Regions from separate parts of the Homo sapiens genome. Here region 2 is linked to region 1. The links are chromatin contacts, found by Hi-C or POLR2A ChIA-PET in ENCODE. All regions are on one chromosome and are shown on one strand. The core of a region is the stretch at or near the end of the contact, and the rest is flanking DNA. Distances in the headings are between cores, read along the strand shown. Region 1 holds the start of SPAG16 (sperm associated antigen 16). Region 2 holds the start of TTLL4 (tubulin tyrosine ligase like 4).

Region 1 (6,621 bases), core at 1,816-4,315:
CAATACCTTGAAGCTCCACTTTCCTAGGGTCCATGTATTCATTTACTATTCCTTGAACAAAGTCTCTTTAGACAAGGAACAACAAAGTCAATTAACCCTTAGCTTTCTTAGTACAAATTCATGCTGGCCTTCCAATTGGAACTAGGCAGTCCCAAATGTCTGCAGCCATACATTAATAGGCAGCCCTTCCTCACTACTACAGTTGAAAACCTCACCCAAGTTGTGTTGATTTCTAATAAGGGATTCATTCATTCACAAAAGACAATCAACCTTCTTTCTAGGTTCTGGAGATACCTACTTGACCCTTTACATATCTATCACATAGCTAAAATCTCACCTTATAGTTTATAATGCTGCAAGTATTTTTCTAATGATGGGTTCTAGAGAGGATTCATATACTCCATAACTCAATTTCTTAGTGTTCTGACAATAGCTAAGAACAATGTATATTTGTATCTCACCTTGTTGAAGTCTAAAACATAAAAGCAATGATATTCTGGGTTCCTTAGAAGAGAAATAGGTGGCACTGTTACAGCTAGGAGATTACAGGGAAAGGGTGTTGCAGGGTAAGAACTCTTTTTCCTGAACCCAGTGTGTAAACCATTATAAAGGACATGGGACCTTCATTAATGTCCCCCACAAGATGGATCCTGGCTGTTTCTGGTTTGGACATTAGTCTATTCATACTCTTCATAATTGAGTATTTAAAAGCAGAAAAGTGGGAGATTTCCTAAAGAATTCAAGTCAACTTCTTTCAAAGTCTTGCTCGATATTGATAGCTCATTGTCTAATGTACTAGGAGCATCTGTTGAGTGATAAATAAGGGAAATCCAGGCCAAATGCAGTAGATTAGAAGTGATTGAGTATATGTGCGAAGCAGAGGACATCAGATTTCTGATTCATCTGTGCATATTATAACTTTTATTTACCCACCATGATAGCTCAATTAAATTACCTGAAAGCAAAGACTTTAAACCAAAGGAAGTCTCACTTTGGCAACTATCATAATTGCCTTAAGAAACAATGTCAAACAACATTACACAGGCAACTCTTAATTAACCATGTGAAGAGTGCCCAGGGATACAGGAATAATTGGTATTCACAAGTAATCCTCAAACTTCATTTCAACTGAGAGTTGAAATGACTAAACCTCTTCCCTCAGCATGGAATATAGCAAAATAAACTGGTTAAATGTTTAACTGTGTATCCCCTGACTACCATTTGGTTAAAATACAAAATAGCAGTCAGTCAACCAAAGAAAGAAGAAAAGCAAATGGGTTGGATAATTCACACAACGGTTAGTAAAATCCTAAAAAGTTACAGTTGCTTATATGTGTTAAAGTTCAAATAAGTGTGATTATTTGAAAAAGTCTTTGTAAGACAGGTTTGCAAACTGCTACATCTTGGCAGGTGTGACTCAGTGATCTCCCTGCACATTAAGTAAACCTGATTTTCATTGCTGAAAGTTGTGTTATGTTAGACTCCTACCATTTATTTCACAAAGATGTTTGCAAAAAGTTACCTCATTGTGTCAATCTCATGTTAACAATTAAACTATGTGTTCACGGAAATAATTTTAATGCAAACAAAATTACAAGATGCCTGGTTACCATTCAGTAGCAAGGGCACTGGATATAGATAAGCTTAGGAAGAATTATGAAAATCGTTGTTAAAGAGGAATATCACTGGAAAAGACTGCCTGTTACATCTACGAAAACAGTATAAAACCTCATTTATGACACTAAAGCACCCATATATTTCTTTCAAATTCATTTCAAGCGATTCAAATTTCTATTCCTGTAAAAGTCGTTTTTGCACCCAATAAAATACTACATATTTTCTTTAATCTTTCAGCTAAATTCTTCAAAGCTCTCTGTAGTGTGGATGTGTACTGAGCCTGAGTCAGGACAGGTTAATCGGCTTGTCAAAGCTCACGAAATGAATCATTGCTGGATTTCTGAAATCTTGAATTAAACCTGGAGAGGATTACAGTTGGACAAACAAATAAGATTTGGCAGATTTTGGAGTTTCCTTGGTATCTTTAAGAACTGAACAGATAATCATCTCTTTCTTACCTCCCTGAATAAAGGAGTTACATGTCTTTTTCTCATGAACCCTCCCCGTCTCCCTAGTAGGAATTAATCTATATAACTAGAGGAAAGAAGTTCTAAAGCCTTACACAAGAAATAGTGGACCTAATTATCCACACATTGTTATTCAATTTTTCTGGTACTTCCGATAAAAATCGCTAATCACCATCTGCTTTATTCCTAATATCTCTGAGCTGTGTAGCTCACCAGATCATTATTTATTTGCTCAAGAAAAAAAAGCAACTATACTATTAGTATTTATTATTAAGTAGTCAAACTTGGAACTACTCAGGAAGATAATGCTATCAAAACTAAGCATTTAAGCATTAACTGGACCATCGAACAGGATCGTGGGTTGGGTATTCTGAGCTTCAGCTCCTTAAAGTCCAATGGCAGAGGTCTTTCCCTAGTCTCCTAACGTTCCTCCGTTGAATTTATTGGGACGGCTTTCTGAAAGATTGAGGGCTTATTTAGGAAACCCATTATTTGAAAGGAGGGTTGAAGCAATTTGTTGTGCTGTCTTAACATAAAAAGCAACCCTCCATCCAAAATGTACTGAGTGGTTACTAAGTATGAGGCCTTGGAAGGTCTCCCAACTCTTCTAACAGGTACAGGACACCCTGGGCTACTAAGGGCGAGAAATTCAGTGAGTGGCTCTCAGGAAGACTGTGGTGGCAAAAACAGCACCTTGAAGTCCAACAGAGGCTCCTCCGGAGTGGCCCCAAGGCTCAAAAGGCGCCGCCAGTGGGAGGCCCTCGCCTTCGTCCCAACACCCATTACCCGCCAGCGCAGCGGGCCGCGCCTCCACGGGAAGGATACGTTCCAGGTAGTAGGCGCCCTCAGCCGCCACCGCGTCCGCCGTGTCCCTCGCGTCCCCGGCTGCCGTCAAACCCATGCCCAACGCCTCTTCCAGGACCCTCACGGCGGAGCTGGGCATCCCTCGCTGAGCAGCCATCTCTGGCGCTTCGGGCCCCCACCCCCAGCAGGCCCACAGCCGTCCCTAAGGGCAACAGCGAAGACGCTACCCAACGGCCCCCGGGAGCTCTCGCGAGATTCCGGCATCTCTCACCCCGCCCCACGGACCAGCCCCGGGCACGTAAGGGTTACCGGGAGTCCAGGGAGCTGTCGCCCTCCCGCGCCTCCCAGTTACCGTGGCAACGATGTTGCCTAGTTAACGCGAGAGCTCGGGCGCAGCTCTGGGAGCGGACAAGATACAGTAAACAATTGGCTTGCATTGCACCTTCCTACCCAAGCAGCTTGGTTTTCTTTCGCTTTGACCCTGTAATTTCTTTCCCACTTCGTTGTCGTCTCTGAATTACCTTTCTCTTGATTCTTGCCCATTAGCATCCTCCAATTTCAGATGTTTGTAGATCCCCAAGTGTTCCCAGGGAAAACTACTAGAAAAGGTGAGTTCTCAACACCTGGAATTTTTTAAAAAATGAAAAAATAAAGTTCTAGAAATCATAATAGAAAGACTGACCCAGGGGAGCTACCAGACGCTCCTCAGATGCTTAGCAATGAAGAACTATGGTGTTCAGCTTTGTCAATTCCTTTCTTGTGATCTTTAATGCATTTAGCTGGACATCTGTTTTGAGTTTGGTTCCATATACTAAGACTTGGAATAGTATTTGTAGCATTGATTCTCGCCAAGGTAAAAACAGTTGCATAAAAATTATGAGCTACAAATTTGGTCCTGACAAATGTATGCAGTTGACACTTGCCCCATCATGTATAGTCTTATTGCTGAGAGGATCTTCCTCAGGTTATATCGCGTATGTATCAGAAGCAAATTCAAGGCCCTTTTCTTTGCAAATATTTTTTTTTCCCTTAACTTTTATTTTAGGTTCAGGGGTACAAGTGCAGGTAAGCTCATGTCGCAGGGGTTTGGTATATAACTTATTTCGTCACCCAGGTACTAAGTGTAGTACCCAATAGTTATTTTTTCTGATCTTCTCCCTCCTCCCACTCTCCTCCTCAAGTAGGCCCCAGTGTCTGTTGTTCCTTCTTTGTGTCCATTTGTTCTCATTATTTAGCTCCCACTTACAACTAAGAACATGCAGTATTTGGTTTTCTGTTCCTGCATTAGTTTGCTAAGGATAATGGCCTCCAGCTGCATTCATGTCCCTGAGAGGACATGATCTCATTCTTCTGTGGCTGCATAGTATTCCATGGTATATGTGTACCACATTTTCTTTATCCAGTCCGTTGATGGGCATTTAGGTTGAATCCATGTCTTTATCATGAATATCAATGAACACGCATGTACATGTGTTTTTATGGTAGAACAATTTCTGTTTCTTTGGGTATATACCCAGTAATGGGATTGCTAGGGCAAATGGTATTATTTTTCATTCTACATTTCTTGGTGAAAACTGGAAGCCAGTGATCCTATAAAAGCTCCCATTTATTACCAAAAGGTAGCAGTAACTTCCTAAGGAGGTGTTTGAGAGTACGTGTGTCAGAGCCAGAGAGACAGCTTTCAGAGCCTGCTTCCATCACTTACTAGCTATGACACATTGGGCAAACTACTACTTAATGCCTCTAGGCCCCAGTTTCATCATTTGTAGAACAAAGACAACAATATTACCTACCTCAAAGTGCTGTTGCAAGGGGTAAAGCAACAAAAAGCATTAAGAACTTACTGGGAACATAGAAGACACTAAGAAATGTTAGCTGTTATTTCTATTAAATGTGTTTGATATTGTTTTATTTTTTAGAATAATCAAGGGTCACAGATATAATAGTCGGGTAATTCATTCCTGGTACCTATTCTTTTACTACCCTACTCTTTGTCCTTGACTTCTCACATCAGACATTTCCTGAGTACTCATTAAATGCAAGGAACAATTACAGGAGGCTGAAAATACAGAAGAATTCTGACATTGGAGAATCCACTGCTTTTACAGAAAGCTTTCTCTTTATTTCAGAAGAAGGCATTACCTTATCTCTCAAGGTTGTTTCCTATAAATCCAGCCTTAACAAATGACCTGGGTAAGGAGTGGTCAAGGCCTTACATTTTTGGCATATCCAGCAAGACATGTAGGAACACAAAAGACATGAAGGATGGTCTCTCAGAGCGATTACTGTTTACTTTTATTTGTTTTTGTTCGTTACAATGGCTCATCTATTTCTGACTTTTTAGATGTAGTGTGTGATCTTCTACAGATGTTTGTCTCCTGCCTCTTCTGTATGACCTTAATTAAGTTCTCTGAGCCTTAGTTTCCTGTTCTGTAAACCGGAGATTTTAGTACCTACCTTACTAAAGTATGAAGACTAAACGAAATATGTAGAAAGCACTTATAACCATGTCTGGTATATCAAATGTTTTCAGTAAATAATCGTTAATAAAATGTGCTTAAAATATTGAATGAATATGCAAGCTTAAATTAGATATTATATTTGGAAGAAACTTAAACATATAGAAACAACTTAAGATAAAAGTTAAATATTTTTAGAAATATGCAGCACTCAGCCAGGCACGGTGGCTCACGCCTGTAATCCCAGCACTTTAGGAGGCCAAGGCAGACGGATCACAAGGTCAGGAGATCGAGACCATCCTTGATAACATAGTGAAACCCCATCTCTACGAAAAATACAAAAAATTAGCCGGGTGTGGTGGCACATGCCTGTAGTCCCAGCTACTCAGGAGGCTGAGGCAGGAGAATCACTGCAACCCGGGAGGCAGAGGTTGCAGTGAGCTGAGATCACGCCACTGCACTCCAGCCTGGACAACAGAGCAAGACTCCATCTCAAAAAAAAAAAAGAAAGAAAGAAAGAAAAAGAACGAAATATGCAGCACTCAAAAAAGGGAAACAGTTTAATAGAGTCATATAAAATGAATAAATTGTGACCAATATCCACTGCTTAATGTAGAGGAGAAATGGGAAAAAATTCTTCTCCAAAGAGTTCAAAAACAGAAGACTTATGACTGAAATAAGTATCATTAACTACACTCCTCAAACAAATAAAAACCTGTAAGTCTAATTCTGTGAAGTTTTCAAGTAGCCAAAATTTTAATTCAGAGTTACTATTTTGATTATATCCATTTCATGGATTTCAAAATTGGAAGTCACCCAAGATATTTGTGGTTCAACTACAATTTGAAACACATTTCACAGGGACCTAAGCAGAAGTGGTTTTAAAAATTCCAATTAAAGCTATGTTAACATTTTCTTTTGTAAACCTTTTGGTCTCTACGATGGTTTGAAAAGCAATGAAATAAAAGCAAAAAATAATTTTAACAAATATAAACAGAACCAATAATTGCCTTCAAGTAAAAACTTGATGCAACCTTTTAGGAGGACTGCTAATATCTTTAAACTAGTATGTATTTTCAAGGAACAAATTTGAAAATAAATGTGTTACATTTGAATTTTTATTCTGTTAATAACTAGTTTAATTAAAAAGAAGTATGAAAGCTTTACTGAGAAAGAACAAAAACTTCAGACCACAGTAATTGTTTGGTTTATAATGCCTTTGCATCCTATAATATTTCCTTTTTAATATACTGCACAAACTTCCTTGGAGTGGA
Region 2 (6,621 bases), core at 2,056-4,555, 5.4 Mb before region 1:
GCTGCCATTATTACCTCTCTCCCAGAGCAATCCCTTCCACGTCACGGCTTCAACCACCTCCTATATTCTCAACTCTATCATCACCCAGGCCTCTCTTGTGAGCTCCAGACCTACAGAATGAACTCCTGGGCCTTTCTACCTGGATGTGCTGCTGCATCACCACCCACATGGTCACTGAAATCAGAAACTTACAATCATTCTACACTGCTCCTTGTCCCATTCTTCTACCTCTATTCTGCCACCAGGTTTTGTCAACACTACCATGGTTAACATCTCTCTAAACCCTCTCCATTTCCACTAGAGCAAACATAAAGCCTTCATCATCTCTAGCCTAGGCCACTATAATAGTTTTCTCATTGGCTCCCTGCCTCCAGTCTAAAATTCTTCCTATTCAACCAACATATTGACACTACAGTAATCTTAAATACAAATCTGACATGATTTTCCTGATAATTATCTTTCTGTGGTTTTCCTGGAACATATTCTTTACATGATTTTACTAATGTATCCCTGAAAGAATTTTTAAAACTATGTGTTCCTTACATATAAGGTAACGTCTAGGCCAGACACAGTAGTTCACTCCTGTAATCCCAGCACTTTGGGAAGCTGAGGCAGGAGGATCACTTGGGCCCAGGAATTTGAGACCAGCCTGGGCAACATAGAGAGACCCCCATCACTACTAAAAATTTTAAAAAATTAGCCAGATGGGTGGCGCATGCCTGTAGTCTCAGCTACTCAGGAGGGTGAGACAGGAGGATGGCTTGAACCCAGGAGTTGGAGTTTACAGTGAGCTATGATCACACCATGGCACTCCAGCCTGGATAACCTCCTGGGCTCAATACATCCTCCCACCTCAGCCTACAAATAGCTGGGACTATAAGAGCACGCTACCATGCTTGGCTAATTTTTACATATTTTTTTTTGTAGAGAAGAGGTTTCGCCATGTTGCCCAGGCTGGTCTCGAATTCCTGGGTCTCAAGCGATCAGCCTGCCTCAGGCTCCCAAAGTGTTGGATTTACAGGTGTGAGCCACAACACCCAGTCTTAAAATAGGTATTAACTATCTTACTGAGTAACACACACCTGAACTAAAAGAAATCTCTTTAAAAATTTTACGCAAGTTTTATCCAAATAACTTAAAAATTCCATTGTCCCAAAAGACATTCCCGTTACATTTAACTGTTGTGTTCTTTTCAGAATATCTTAACAAAGAATACAGTTTACACGAATGGGATTGTGTATTGGCAAGCCTTCTGGGTTGGGAGGTAACTTAAATCACTAAAGGAGGTGTTCCTGAAAATAAATATTTCCAAAGTAGTCCTTATTTGTATCTGAGGACATTTTTACACTCAGGCCAATACACCATATTAAAATTTGGGAAGTGTGAGGGATTTGCCACACACAGCCTCCTACCCTTTTTTTGTAAGGGAAGTTTTAGAAAAAGAGTTCATTGGGGCCGGGCGCGGTGGCTCACACCTGTAATCCCAACATTTTGGGAGGCCGAGGCGGGTGAATCACGAGGTCAGGAGTTTGAGACCAGCCTGGCCAAGATGGTGAAACCCCGTCTCTACTAAAAAATACAAAAAATTAACCGAGCGTGGCAGCATGCGCCTCTAATCCCAGCTACTCCGGAGAATGAGGTAGGAGAATCGCTTGAACCCAGGAGGTGGAAGTTGCAGTGAGCCAAGATCGTGCCATTGCACTCCAGCCTGGGTGACGGAGCAAGACTCTGTCTCAAAAAAAAAAAAAAAAGTTCACTGGGAAGCTGAGGATCTGGAAATGTATTCATGTTAAGCTAGACGTGCAAGTGTATCCCTTGGAAGTCTACAACCCTGATTACTCCAGCTTGAAAACCACTGCTCCAGGGATATAGTTCTAACTCAGCAAAACATCCAAGGCCCTTTGTGATCTAACCCCTATTAACTTCACTCTTTCTATTTGTTACTGGATGGCTCCCTCCAAATCTAGCCCAGGTCTGTCAAACTGTTTCCAGTTCTCTTTTCAGGACTTGCTGTCCCTTTCCTAAAGCCACTGTGTATCTGGAATGTCCTCCCACCTCTCTATTCGCAGAAAACACTTGATAATTTTTCAAGGATTGATTCAGTCCAATATAAGTAGCTGCTAACTTTCTGAGCACAAAGTGGGTGGTTTAAATGCAAACAGTGTCTCAGTATTCAGTGCAAGAAACAGAAGGATGGGATGGAACACTGTCCCAAAGGGTCCCCCAAATGCTAAATCAACAGGTGCTGCAGTTAAAGAATAGGTGATTTGTAGTATCTGAGAAAGCAAAGAAGATTTCATCAAGGAAGGATTAAAATATTTCCGAGATCCAGAATGGGAATGTGAAGACCAGGAGGAATGGCAATAATGTCGTTTTCTAAGTAAGTCCGGATTAAGTATTTCCTGTTCTATCACAGCACACACCACAGTATGGCAAATGCTCGTTTACTTGATTAATAATCTCCTAGACTGTAAATTCCGTGAAAACATGCTTGTCCTATTAGCCACTCTATCCCCTCAATCCCTCCCATTGTACCCAGGCTCATTAAATATTTGTCAATGTTTACTAAAAATTGTTTAGTGAATGATTAAATAAAGGAATTGATGAATGAAGAATTAAATTCCACAGGATCTCAGATCCTGTTTGAATCTGTGGAGTTTAGGAACGTATTCTTCTACAGATACTGAGGATGGAGAAGTGAAAAAGCAGATATCCATGTTAAATTCGGCCCTGGAGCCTGCGAGGAGCTTGGGCTCACACCCAGAGGGAATTTAAACCTCAGCGCGGCAGGACAGAGGAAGCTCGGAGGCCATAACTAGGGGATGAGGCAGTGTTCGGGCACCCGGAGGCGAGGCCGACTAAGTTCGCGGGGCGTGGCGGAGAGGAGAAGGGCTCCGAGGAGGCGCGAAGTCCCGGCCGGGTAGGAGGCCGCGGCTCCCTGGCCTCCCGGGGGATGAGAGGTGGCGGGAGGAAGCGGGGCTAGGGTGAGAGTGGCCGGAGGGCTGGGGACCCGCGCGAAAGGACTCAGGTAGAGGGAGGTCGGGAGCGTGGGACCGGCGGAGTGTCTGGGGTCGGCTCCCCTGGCTCCGCAGCCGCACTCACCTAGGGGATCCAGCTTCGCCCCGGCTCGGCACCGGCTCCACGCTACTTCCTCCCTCGGCCTGCTGGGCTACCCGGCAGCCTCAGGCGCCCCTAGCAACCACGCACCGCCACGCGTGACAAGCGCACTCGGCCGCCAGCGCCGCTGCCGCCTGCCACACACCGCGCGCGCCCCCAGCGGACAGACCGAGAGTCTGGAAGAAGAGGGCGGGAGGCAAGCGCGGGGAATCTCGGGGGTTCTGGGGCCTGTAGGGGCGGGTCGTCACCTGACTCGCGCACGCGCAGTCCCTTCAGTGCGGTGGGATCCGGCGAGCGGAATTCTGGGAGATGTAGTCCCGTGGTTAAAGCTCTGAAAGGCTCCATTCGGAGCATCCAGGACTCTCTCTTTCTACTCTAATTCCACCTACTCCCTATGGACTGTTTTCTTTTTTAGAGACAGAATCTCGCTCTGTCGCCCAGGCTGGAGTGCAGCGACGTGATCATAGCTCACTGCGAACTTGAACTCCTGCTCAAGCGATCCGCCCGCCCCCAGCCTTCCGAGTAGCTGGGACTACAGGCACGCCACCATGCTGGGCTATTTTTAAATTTTTTTTCTCAGGACAGGGTCTCACTATGTTACCCAGACTGGTCTTAAACTCTTGGCCTCAAGTGATCCTCCTGCATCAGCCTCCTGGTCGCTGGGATTACAACGGGAGCCCCCACGCCTGGCCTGGACTCTTTGGCCTTGCCTCAATTGAAAATCAAAGGGCCCAGGCTCAGTTGAAGGATTTCTAGAAAAAGCCTTTGAGTTTGACCGCAGGAAAGGGGAGATTGCCCGATTCACTCTGCCTCCCTCTAACCCATCCTTCCCTAACCCCAACCCACCCAGCGGGGCAAAATTAAAACCACCTGCCTGCTTTATGGGCTTCAAGTGTGAACGTTAGGAAATACTGACTCAATTCCTTATCTCGTTAGCTCCCCAGGCAAGCCAGATCGCGCTCCTGCCTCAGATGTCCGTAGACCTGAGAGATTTGGAGATCTAAGAAAGCTGGAAGATGAAAGGATCTTTCCTAGGCAATTGGCTACAGAAATAAAGGGGACAAAGATAAAACTAATCTGATGAAAACAGTCTGGACCAGAGGAAGGATCTCAATAAATAACTTATTTAGTCAACAGTCGTTGATGGATGCTAAAAGTATTAGATAATTTATGGGAGAATTTTACACTGAAGGATGTACACTGAAGATAACCTACATGTACTAATCAATCTTAGATCACGAAACATGGGACAGCTGAGCATTGTTTCTTGATGTGATGCAATTGAACAGAAATATTTATGAAGTATAGCGTATTTTTGTAAAAAAAAAAGTTGAGTGACTCTAATCAAGTTTTGGCTGTAATTTCCAGTTAACAAGAAATAAAGAGAAACAACTGTATAACACTACAAGAAAGCAATCAAACAAATCCAGAATGTGAGCCAATGTACAGAATAAATGACCTCTTCTTCCTTCAACAATTTTAGGGTATAAAAATGAGGAGAGATGTTTTAGATTATAAGAGATTTAAGAAATATATTCAAATGTTGGCCAGGTACAGTGGCTCACACTTGTAATCCCAACACTCTGAGGATCACTTGAGGTCAGGAGTTCAAGACCAGCCTGGGCAACATGGTGAAACCCCGTCTCCAACAAAAAATACAAAAATTAGCCAGGCATGGTGGTGCACACCTGTAGCCCCCAGCTACTCAGGAGGCTGAGACAGGAGAATCGCTTGAACCCAGGAGACAGAAGTTGCAGTGAGCCAAGATTGTGCCACTGCATTCCACCCTGGGCAACAGAGCAAGACTCCCTCTTGAGAAAAAAAAAAGAAATATATTCAAATGCAATGAGTGCAGCTTGTTTGGATCCTGATTCAAACAAACTGTAAAATGACATTTTTGAGACTGAGAAATAAAAATTTTAAGTACCACCCCAACCAACTTAATGGACCCCATCGTGGCTAAGGGGACACTAGAGCAACCTTAAAAACTGAGTTCCCGGCCGGGCGCAGTGGCTTACGCCTGTAATCCCAGCACTTTGAGAGGCCAAGGCGGGCGGATCACGAGGTCAGGAGATCGAGACCATCCTGGCTAACACGGTGAAACCCCACCTGTACTAAAAATACAAAAAATTAGCTAGGCGTGGTGACGGGCGCCTGTAGTCCCAGCTACTAGGGAGGCTGAGGCAGGAGAATGGCGTGAACCCGGGAGGCAGAGCTTGCAGTGAGCCAAGATCGCACCACTGCACTCCAGCCTGGGCAACAAAGCAAGACTCTTTGAAAAAAAAAAAAAAGAAAGAAAAAAAAAACTGAATTCCTGGCTATGATGAGATGGGAAGTCCAACACACCTCAATATGCCCCTTCCTTATTAACCTTTAAACAGAATTCTTTCCTAAGGAGTAAGCAGAAACCAGCTCTAGAAATCAAGAAAGGGATGATTAATCCTTCATTGGTTTTAGAGGCCAGAACCAGACTCCCTACTCTTTGCACTTTCCTTTTCTTTTCTTTTCTTTTTTTTTTTTTTTTTTTTTGAGAAGGGATCTCACTATGTCACATAGGCTGGAGTGCAGTGGCATGAACACAGCTCACTGCAGCCTCAAACTCCTGGGCTGAAGCAGTCCTCCACTTGAGCCTCCCAAGTAGCTGAGACCACAGGCACAAACCACCACACCTGGCTAATTTCTAAATTTTTTGTAGAGACAAGGTCTTGCTATGTTGCCCAGACTGACTTCGCAGTTTCAAAATGACAGTTCATCAGTTTCACTATGCATCTCTTCCTAAAACTGACCATCATCTCCAGATGGGTTTTGGAGAGGATGCACAATGAGGGTTTTCATTTCCTGCGCTTTACCTTTTGACATCAGAGGGCTGAAAACTCCACCCTAGGATCATGCGAATGCAGCCGTTTTTTGCATATGCAACCCATGAAGAGGCATGAAGCTCAATTGTGCATGCACTTGTTTCTTTCATTATCATGACTCCTCCTATAGCTTATTAAATATGTGTATTTAGCCACCCCACTCTGTGTAAATTCCTGTTCCCTTTATCCCTCCCTCAAAGTACTTGCTTTCAGCTTCTGCCAGAAACTACACTTCCCAGCCTGTCAGAATGGCCACCTTGCAGGCTGCAACCCTTTATAAGAAGTAAAGCTCTCCTTTTCAAATTTATGAGCCCGAGATTCTTTGTTGTCAAGACTATGGAAAAATCTGAATAAGGATTGGGAATACTAAGAACATAGCTGATGTGCTAGGCCCAATGGCTCAAGTCTGTACTCCCAGCTATTCGAGAGGCTGAGGTGGGAGGACTGCTTGAGCCCAGGAGTTTGAGGCTGCAGTGAGCTAATACTGCACCACTGTGCTCCACCCTGGCAACCCCCTCTCTACAAAAAAAAAAAAAAAAAAAAAAAAAAGCAGCATAGACAATATTAAGAAACCACTGTTTATTCTCTTATTGTAGGGAGCTGAATGGTGGCCACCCATTCAAAAGATGTATCTGTGTCCTCATTC

What was found. Hi-C counts contacts between places; a loop is a spot of excess contacts on that map. ChIA-PET counts read pairs that join two places held with the same protein, here RNA polymerase II (POLR2A). Pooled maps may share reads with other maps.
Region 2: a map of naive thymus-derived CD4-positive, alpha-beta T cell shows a loop between it and region 1 (21-fold over the local background). The contact joins the promoter of TTLL4 here to the promoter of SPAG16 in region 1. A Hi-C loop is called at or near these places in 1 of 168 maps with a recorded cell type or tissue (naive thymus-derived CD4-positive, alpha-beta T cell) and 3 of 50 pooled maps. POLR2A ChIA-PET finds 5 or more read pairs at or near these places in 1 of 52 experiments (OCI-LY7).

What each region holds. Positions count from the first base shown.
Region 1 is chr2:213,280,908-213,287,528 of GRCh38, reverse strand. SPAG16 (sperm associated antigen 16) reads right to left here and starts at 3,065. Exons shown (of 16, transcript NM_024532.5): 1 at 2,910-3,065. The coding sequence starts at 3,045. It overlaps SPAG16-DT (SPAG16 divergent transcript), which reads left to right and starts at 3,320. Exons shown (of 3, transcript NR_161186.1): 1 at 3,320-3,496. RefSeq lists enhancers at 2,663-2,742, 2,813-2,862, 2,903-3,032.
Region 2 is chr2:218,707,519-218,714,139 of GRCh38, reverse strand. TTLL4 (tubulin tyrosine ligase like 4) reads right to left here and starts at 3,305. Exons shown (of 20, transcript NM_014640.5): 1 at 3,103-3,305. LOC124907983 (a long non-coding RNA gene) reads left to right here and starts at 2,656. Exons shown (of 2, transcript XR_007088089.1): 1 at 2,656-2,920; 2 at 4,054-4,538. RefSeq lists silencers at 2,914-2,963, 2,974-3,023 and enhancers at 3,404-3,503, 5,729-5,778.